2 separate regions of the Homo sapiens genome follow, and region 1 is linked to region 2. A link is a loop called in an ENCODE intact Hi-C map of the cell type or tissue named here. Cell type or tissue: mammary epithelial cell. All regions are shown on one strand. Each heading gives the region's core, and the rest is flanking DNA. Links, peaks and the distances in the headings are about the cores only.

Region 1 (4,776 bases), core at 235-4,234, 440 kb after region 2:
CTCACGAGATCTGGTTGTTTAAAAGTGTGTAGCACCTCCCCATTCTCTCTATTCCTCCTGCTCTGGCCATGTAAGATGTTCCTGTTTCCCCTTCCATCATGATTGAAAGTTTCCTGAGGCCTCCCCAGCCATGCTTCCTGTATAGCCTGCAGAACTGTAAGCCAATTAAACCTCTTCTCTTTATTAATTACCCAGTTTCAGGGATTTCTTTATAGCAGTGCAAGAAAGGACTAACACAATATCTGACTCCCTAGAGCAGACTGAGATTGGATCCTACTTATGATTCCAGTGGCAACCAAAGGTGATTGTAGTGATTCTTGAGGAGGATGCATATCCCTTTGCAAAACTATCCCAGTTAGGTTGTTACCAGTTTTCAACCAAAGCAAGGCTAGTGTACGCAAACACAGGAAGACAAGCTACTTTCTTTGGCAAGGGAGATTCATGGTGTCTTGGTTTGAGACAAAATTTTGTTTTGTATTTTTTTATAAAAACCCAGGGCTGAAATGGTTATTTGTTGGAGGCAGACACCCAGCCTTCTTTTATTTTGTTGTTCAGGGATACCCTACATGCAGTTTGCATCTTGTCCAAGATGCACCCTCCATTAAGTCTGGTAAGAGGGGCAATTATTGTGTAGATCATGCCCCTTCCTTTAAAGCTACCACTCTGAAGACACACATGTCACTTTCACCCACATCCTGCTGGCCAGAACTTAATCATACAGTCGCAACTATCTAAAAGAAGGACAAAAACAAAAGAATAAAGAAAAATTTTGTCTTTGTTCTGAGTACCCATGTGCCCAGTACAGATTTGGGGATTCTAATACCAAAGGAAGATAGAAAGAATAAATCCTGGGACTGAAAAATCAGCAGCTTCTGCCACAAGTGTTAGGTTATAAAAGAAAATCACATCAAATACATTTTGGAAATTCTGTGTTAAACGAATGAGACCTCATTTTTTCTTGACAGCAGAATACATGGTTATGTCCATTGTGAGTCACCAAGACTTCTTTGGCCATGAAAGTTTTTTAAAGACTACTTCAAAGGACTAGTGTCTCACAAAATACATTTTGCCAAATACTAGACGTAGCAATAAACATGAATGATTTTGAAAAAGATATACAAGAAAATCTCAAGAAAAGGCACAAGATTCATCTATTAATAATTTTGAAGGTAAATTATTTCAAGCCATAAATAAACATATAATTTCAATATTCCTTAAAATTTTCCAGACCAAGAAAAAGGAGAAAATGTTCATGATTTCTTTCACAATGCTACTATAACCCCAATTCAAAGGCCTCACAAGTACAGCACACAAAAACAGTTACAGAAAAATCTCACTTGACCAAAATTCATAAATAAAACTTTAGCACACTGATTCAGCAGAATATTAAAGAGTTATCCACCACAACTATATAAGATTTGTTCCAGGAACGTAAGAATGGTTCACTGTTAGGAAATCTATTAATACAACTTAACACATAAATTTTCAAAGAAGAAAAATTATGTGAGCACCTTAAAAGGTGCCAAAAGGTTGAACACGATCTTAAAAAAATGTTGCCAAAGGCATTTAATAATGTATAGCATATATTCCTTATGATTTAAAGATGTTTTAGTAAAATAGGAAAGAAGGAAGAATACCGCTCTAACATTAAAAAAAACTATATCAACCACCAACAAATGTTGTATATTAATGTTGACACTCCAGAGATGTTCCTACAAAACTCAAAAACAAAGATTATCTGCTAACAACCCTATATTTTAACAATAGTTAACCTATTGTACTAGCAAAAGAAACAGATCCTTAACACTGAATATGGGTGAGAATATGGGGAAATAGAAACTTTCACCCACCTTTCTGGAGGCCAAGTTGAGAACCTGTATCAAAAAGTTAAGAATTATTCATATATCTTCAACTCAGCAATTTTCAGCTGTAGATATATATTGCGAAGGAATAATCAGACAAGTTCACCTGTGTACAGCAACATGTATTGTAGTACTGGTAGGTATGGGAAAAATCCAAATAAGCTATCTTAGAGGATTAGTTGAGGCATAGTTGTATTTGGTCAGGGCTTCATTGCCTTAACTTTGCCCACTCCTCTACCAGAGGAGGAGGGAGGTTTGTAGGAGGTTTACCACTGCTCAGAAAGTTCTTCCCTGATCCTTCCTTCTGGGGTGCTGCTGCCACCTGGAGCAGGTAGGTAGGAAGCAGCCTCTTACTGTCTCACTATCACCAACACATACCACCTACTCTTGCCAGTTGCCCCGAGTGTAACCTGAGTGTTAGATCACACTTTCCTAAGTCAATGTGAATTTTTTAAATGCAGAAAACATACCAAGACATAGAGTTTTTTGACAAGATGAAACCTAGTAAGCTTTTATTTATCTTAGTTACCCCATTTAGAAAGAATACAGATTGAGGAGTAATGAAGCCTAAAATTTTGGAGAGAGGGGTTTTAAGAAGAGACAACTCTTGGCCAGGCGCAGTGGCTTATGCCTGTAATCCTAGCACTTTGGGAGGCCGAGGCGGGCGGATCACCTGAGGTCGGGAGTTCAAGACCAGCCTGACCAACATGGAGAAAGCCTGTCTCTACTAAAAATACAAAGTTAGCTGGGCATGGTGGTACATGCCTGTAATCCCAACTACTCGGGAGGCTGAGGCAGGAGAATTGCTTGAACCTTGGAGGCGGAGGTTGCAGTGAGCCAAGATCGTGCCACTGCACTCTGCACTCCAGCCTGGGCAATAAAGCGAGACCCTGTCTCAAAAAAAAAAAGAAAAGACAGTTCTTAAGATCATTGGCAATGATCCTTGATGATAAATAGTGGGTGCCTTAGGTCGAAATAGCATGGTGAAACAGTGCTATTTGGCAGCATGGGAAAAGCAGCATTACAAACATAATTGAGGCTGGGCATGGTGGCTCACGTCTGTAATCCTAGCACTTTGGGAGGCCAAGGCCGGGGGATCACTTGAGGTCAGGAGTTTGAGACCAGCCTGGCCAACATGTGAAACCCCGTCTCTGCTAAAACTACAAAAATTAGCCGGGTGTCGTGGCGCATGTCTGTAATCCCAGCTACTTGGGAGGCTGAGGCAGGAGAATTGCTTGAACCCAGGAGGCGGATGTTGCAGTAGGCTGAGGTCATGCCACTGCACTCCCGCCTGGGCGACAGACCAAGACTCCAACTCAAACAAACAAAACCCATAATTGAGTCACATAAATCATGTGAAATTTCTAGGAATGATCATATATTTACTGGAAGCTTCTTCTTCTTGGGCTGAAATGAGAAGTCTGAAGAAGAAAAAATAGACAAGTAACATAGTCATCAGAGAATATATAAAATTTTGAGGGAGAATGAAAAGCGCATCTGTGAATTGAATATGTTCATAACTTCTTTTGATTACACTAAAACATTACATCTAGTGTCATGCTCTCTAATTTGTACATTAGATGACACATCTTTTCTGGGCCTCTAAACCATATTGTTCAGTCTCCCACATCCATCCACAGGTAAATTATGAACCAGCTATTCTTCTTAAGTTCAAACCATAACTCTCTCATTTTGACCAAATAAATATCATTTCAACACCTTATTCATATGGTGAGTGGAGTCCTGACCATGAGGACATCGGGACTCCTCACTAGAAAATATGCCTAGCCAGCTAATTATTAGATTGGAGCAAAAGTAATTGCGGTTTTTCATTAAAAGTAATGGCAAAAACTGCAATTACTTTTGCACCAAACTAATACTTTGTATTTATATTAAATTCACTTGTTTTTTATGCCACAAGTTCTATGGGAATCAGTATTTTTAAATATAGAAAATTTGTTGGTTGATGGCATATTCAGACGTAGAAAAAAAAATCACAATCTCTTTTCTCCCAGGAACAAAAGCTAAGAGCAGGTAAGAACCCAGAAAGTTACTCATCAGTGCAGAAGAATAGGCTTAGGGTCTTTCCTTTGCTGCCAGAGTAGTGCTGATTTCAGCATAAAGACATCCTTCAGTTGAGAGGCCTTGCCACTCATCAGTGATGTTCACTTTGGTTAATTAGAAATACTAAACTAACATGGGAATAATTCTGCTAGCCTAAAAGTGCATGAATAAATTATATAAAAGCCACAAGTAAACAGAACATTCACATTAGCTTTTCTTTCTTTCTTTTTTTTAGTCTCGCTCTGTCGCCCAGGCTGGAGTGCAATGGTGCGATCTTGGCTCACTGCAACCTCCGCCTCCTGGATTCAAGTGATTCTCCTGCCTCAGCCTCCTGAGTAGCTGGGATTACAGGCGCCCGCCACTGTGCCCGACTAGTTTTTTGTATTTTTAGTAGAAACAGGGTTTCACTATGTTGGTCAGGCTGGTCTCAAACTCCTGACCTTATGATCTGCCCGCCTCAGTCTCCCAAAGTGTTGGGATTACAGGCGTGAGCCACTGGGCCCGGCCCACATTAGCTTTTCATAATGGTTCCCATCTCAACTTCACAGACTTGAAAAGGCTCCAAAGTTCAATGTGATGGAAAGTCAGAATAAGACTCAACTGGGCCCATTCACACTTCAGATACATAACTAGCTCTTGTGCAACAGACAGCATGCTGCAGGGGTAAGGAATCAGTTTCCCTGAAATGTATTTTTGCCATGCTTTCATGTGTACTTAAATAGAAATAAGGGGTAAATTTTTGGTCAAGGATGCAGTTATGATAAGTTACTTTCCTATGATGATCCATTTCAGAGGCTTTGGTGAGATTGGGGGAAATATAGTGAACTACCTTTCTCTCAGGTCCCAGAAG
Region 2 (4,776 bases), core at 276-4,275:
TGTCCCCTCCTCACAGCTGAGAAGTGGTTATATGGCTTGGCAGTGAAATGGATTCCGGAGCCACACTGCCCAGGTTCCCAAGTCCATGCTTCACCATGGTCACCAAAGTCACCAAGCTTTGTGACTTTGGGAAAGCCATTGAACCTTTTAAATTCCCCATGAGAGGCCGGGTGCGGTAGCTCACGCCTGTAATCCCAGCACTTTGGGAGGCCGAGGCAGGCGGATCACCTGAGGTCGGGAGTTCGAGATCAGCCTGACAAACATGGAGAAACCCCATCTCTACTAAAAATACAAAATTAGCTGAGCATGGTGGCACATGCCTGTAATCCCAGCTACTCCGGAGGCTGAGACAGAAGAATCGCTTGAACCTGGGAGGTGGAGATTGCGGTGAGCCGAGATCATGCCATTGCACTTGAGGTCAGGAGTTCGAGACCAGCCTGACCAACATGGCAAAATCCTGTCACTACTAAAAATACAAAAATTAGCCGGGCTTGGTGGCAGGAGCCAGTAATCCCAGCTACTCAGAAGGTTGAGGTGGGAGAATCGCTTGAACCTGGGAGGTGGAGGTTACAGTGAGCCCCAATCATGCCATTGCACTCCAGCCTGGGCAACAGAGCAAGACTCCATCTCAAAAAAAAAAAAAAAAAAATTCCCCATGGGAACACGGGGATGATAATGCCTATCACATGGAGTCGTTGCGCATATTAGGTGAGTTAATAGTATAAAGTGCTCACAATAGCACCAGGTGAGTGGGAAGTGCTACCGTGGCTATCAGCACATCTCTTATTTCAGGTTGGCTTTATCCCTTCCACCTCTGCACCCACCAAGGACACCTGCCATCTCCTTATTGCTGAAGCCAATAGCCCTTCCCAAGTCCTAACCTTACCTGGCATCTCTTGTTCTTGACCCTCCTCCGTTGGCCTCTGTGACCTGACACTCAAGAGATTCTGGCCCAAGCACGGTGTCCAGGAATTCGAGACCAGCCTGGACAACATGGCAAAACCCCATCTCTACAAAAAATACAAAAAACTAGCCGGGTGTGGTGGCGCATGCCTCTAGTCCCAGCTACTTGGAGGCTGAGGTTGGAGGATCGCTTGAGCCAGGAAGTCGAGGCTGTAGTGAGCTGTGATTGCACCACCTGCACTCCAGCCTGGGTGACAGAGCAAGACGCCATCTAAACAAACAAACAAACAAACAAACAAACAACAACAAAAGACAGAAGAGGAAGACAAGATAATAAGCTCACAGCCCCAGCCTGGGTGTGGGCCCACCCAGCCAGTTGAGGAAGCCACAAGACAACAGCAAGAAAGGCCAGATGGGATTTCATTTTGTGCCTGAGTAGTGGCCCCTGGCTAGGGTCCTGTGTGGCAGAGATTAGAGAGGTAACATGGCCATGGATCAGACAGCCTGAGCTCAACCTTAAATCCCAGCCTGGGAAGAGAAGGGAACCCAGTCTTAGGCTCAGCACCTACGTGCTTGGCAGGAGCTCCTCAGCTTTGCGGAGGAGGCTCTAGGGAACCAGGCCAGGAGGGCAAATCAGCTTTCTCTTGCAAGGAGCCTGTCCTGGCCCCTCCTTCCCACTAACTTTCCAGACCCACTCCCTGGCTATATTGTCAGACTTCACCTGAACTCACCAAATTCAAAACTTAGGTCAGCTTGGGAACTTGGCAAATTGGGGAAGGGGCAAGTAGACCTTCACTCCTCCACACACATTGCAAAGCCTTTGGAGTTCTGGCCCCTGGACTGTTCCAGTCACCCTTCCCCTTTCCTCCAGCTACTCTGAACTTTCAGCTTTTTCAAGGACCAACAGCTCTCACTCCATGCCTTAAGGAGCACAGGGTTCCTCTTATGGAATACTTTCTCCTCCTGTCCATTACTGTTCCTGGCTAACTCCTCCTCAGCTCTCAGGTTTCAACTTAGAAATCTCAGCCTACGTACATTCCCCAAACTGGGTGTGATCCCACCTCTGGGCTCCCATAGGCCACCTCTATACCCTGTCTGTCTTCACCACTTAGCACTAATTACAGTCCAGTGTCCTTGTCCTACCGACAGGTCACGCCAGGGTGCAGCACAGGACCTGACACATAGAGGCTGCTCAAGAAAACGTTTGTTGAAAAAATGAACAACTGGCCTGGCTCAGTGGCTCATGCCTGTAATCCCAGCACATTGGGAAGCCGAGGCAGGCGGATCCCTTGAGGTCAGTAGTTTAAGACCAGCCTGACCAACATGGTGAAACCCATCTCTACTAAAAATACAAAAATTAGCCAGGCGTGGTGGCGGGGGCCTGTAACCCCAGCTACTCAGGAGGCTGAGGCACAAGAATCTCTTGAACCCGGGAGGCGGAGGTTGCAGTGAGCTGAGATTGTGTCACTGCACTCCAGCCTGGGCAACAGTGCCAGACTCTGCCTTAAAAAAAAAAAAAAAAAAAAAAAGGCCGGGCGCGGTGGCTGACGCCTGTAATCCCAGCACTTTGGGAGGCCGAGGCGGGTGGATCATGAGGTCAGGAGATCGAGACCACAGTGAAACCCCGTCTCAACTAAAAATACAAAAAATTAGCCGGGCGCGGTGGTGGGCGCTTGTAGTCCCAGCTACTCAGGAGGCTGAGGCAGGAGAATGGCGTGAACCTGGGAGGCGGAGCTTGCAGTGAGCCGAGATGGCACCACTGCACTCCAGCCTGGGCGAAAGAGTGAGACTCCGTCTCAAAAAAAAAAAAAAATTAGCTGGGTATGGTGGTGCGTGCCTGTAATCCCAGCTACTCGGGAGGCTGAGGCAGGAGAATCCCTTGAACCTGGGAGGCGGAGGTTGCAGTGATCTGCCATCCTGTCACTGCATCACTACACTCCAGCCTGGGTGACAGAGCGAGACTCTGTCTCAAAAAAAAAAAAAAAAAAAAAAGCTGGGTGTGGTGGTATGCACCAGCTGTAGTCCCAGCTACTTGGGAGGCTGAGTTGGGGGGATTGCCTGAGCCAGGGAGGTCGAGGCTTCAGGGAGCCATGATTATGCCACTGCACTCCAGCCTGGGCCACAGAGTGAAACCTTCTGTCAAAAACAAAAAAACAAAAAAACACAGTGTGTTAGATCTTGCTAGACTTGGTGATATAATTAAGAGGCCATTATGGGCAGAACTGTGCCCCCTTCCAAAATTCATATATAAATATATATAAATATATATAAATATATAAATATATATAAATATATAAATATATATAAATATATAAATATATATAAATATATAAATATATATAAATATATATAAATATATAAAAATATATAAATATATATAAATATATATAAATATATAAAAACATAAAAATATATATAAATATATATAAATATATAAAAATATATAAATATATAAATATATAAAAATATACAAATATATAAATATATACATAAATATATATAAATATATATAAATATATAAAAATATATATAAATATATAAATATATATAAATATATATAAATATATATAAATATATAAAAATATATATAAATATATAAATATATAAAAATATATATAAATATATAAATATATAAATATATATAAATATATAAATATATAAATAAATATAAGTATTTATGAATATATATGAATATATAAATATATAAAAAATATATATAAATATATAAATATATATAAATATATAAATATATACATATATACATATATAAATAAATAAATATAAGTATTTATGAATATATATGAATATATAAATATATAAAAAATATATATAAATATATAAATATATATAAATATAAATATATAAAAATATATAAAAATATATATAAATATATAAATATATATAAATATATAAATATATATAAATATATATAAATATATAAATATATATAAATATATATAAATATATAAATATATAAATATATATAAATATATATAAATATATAAATATATAAATATAAATATATAAATATATATAAATATATATAAATATATAAATATATATAAATATATATAAATATATATAAATATATATAAATATATAAATATATATAAATATATATATAAATATATATAAATATATAAATATATAAATATATAAAAATATATAACAATATATAAATATATATAAAAATATATAACAATATATAAATATAAATATATATAAAAATATATAACAATATATAAATATAAATATATATAAATATATAAATATAAATATAAAAAATATATATAAATATATAAATATATATAAATATATAAATGTATAAATATATATAAAAATATATAACAATATATAAATATATAAATATATAACAATATATAAATATATAAAAATATATAACAATATATAAATATAAATATATATAAAAATATATAACAATATATAAATATAAATATATATATAAATATATAAATATAAATATAAAAAATATATATAAATATATAAATATATATATAAATATATATAAATATATAAATGTATAAATATATATAAATATATAAATATATAAAAATATATAAATATATATAAATATATATAAATATATAAATATAAATATATAAATATATATAAATATATAAATATAAATATATAAACATATATAAATATATATAAATAAACATATATAAAGATATATAAAGATATAAAGATATATAAATATATAAATATATAAAGATATATAAATATATAAAGATATATAAATATATAAAGATATATAAATATATAAAGATATATAAATATAATATATAAATATATAAAGATATATAAATATAATATAAAAATATATAAATATATATTAAAAATATATACATA

The links. Hi-C counts contacts between places; a loop is a spot of excess contacts. Peaks named below come from ENCODE experiments on the same cell type or tissue, not always from the same donor. Only the 100,000 strongest peaks of a DNase experiment are listed, where the experiment ranks them.
Region 1: it touches region 2 in a loop (7-fold over the local background); 1 of 110 quality-filtered maps calls a loop at or near these places.

The regions. Positions count from the first base shown.
Region 1 is chr1:45,228,563-45,233,338 of GRCh38, forward strand. No RefSeq gene overlaps it. Among named protein-coding and RNA genes, the nearest start is that of ZSWIM5, 24 kb to the left of the region's middle. In mammary epithelial cell, for the core only: a CTCF peak has its summit at 2,185 (motif pointing left); no DNase peak of the experiment used is centred there.
Region 2 is chr1:44,791,797-44,796,572 of GRCh38, forward strand. It overlaps a transcript of BEST4 not described here. Among named protein-coding and RNA genes, the nearest start is that of BEST4, 6.0 kb to the left of the region's middle. RefSeq lists enhancers at 1-566, 1,259-1,948. In mammary epithelial cell, for the core only: a CTCF peak has its summit at 2,054; a DNase peak (open chromatin) is centred at 2,005; H3K27ac peaks cover 896 bases.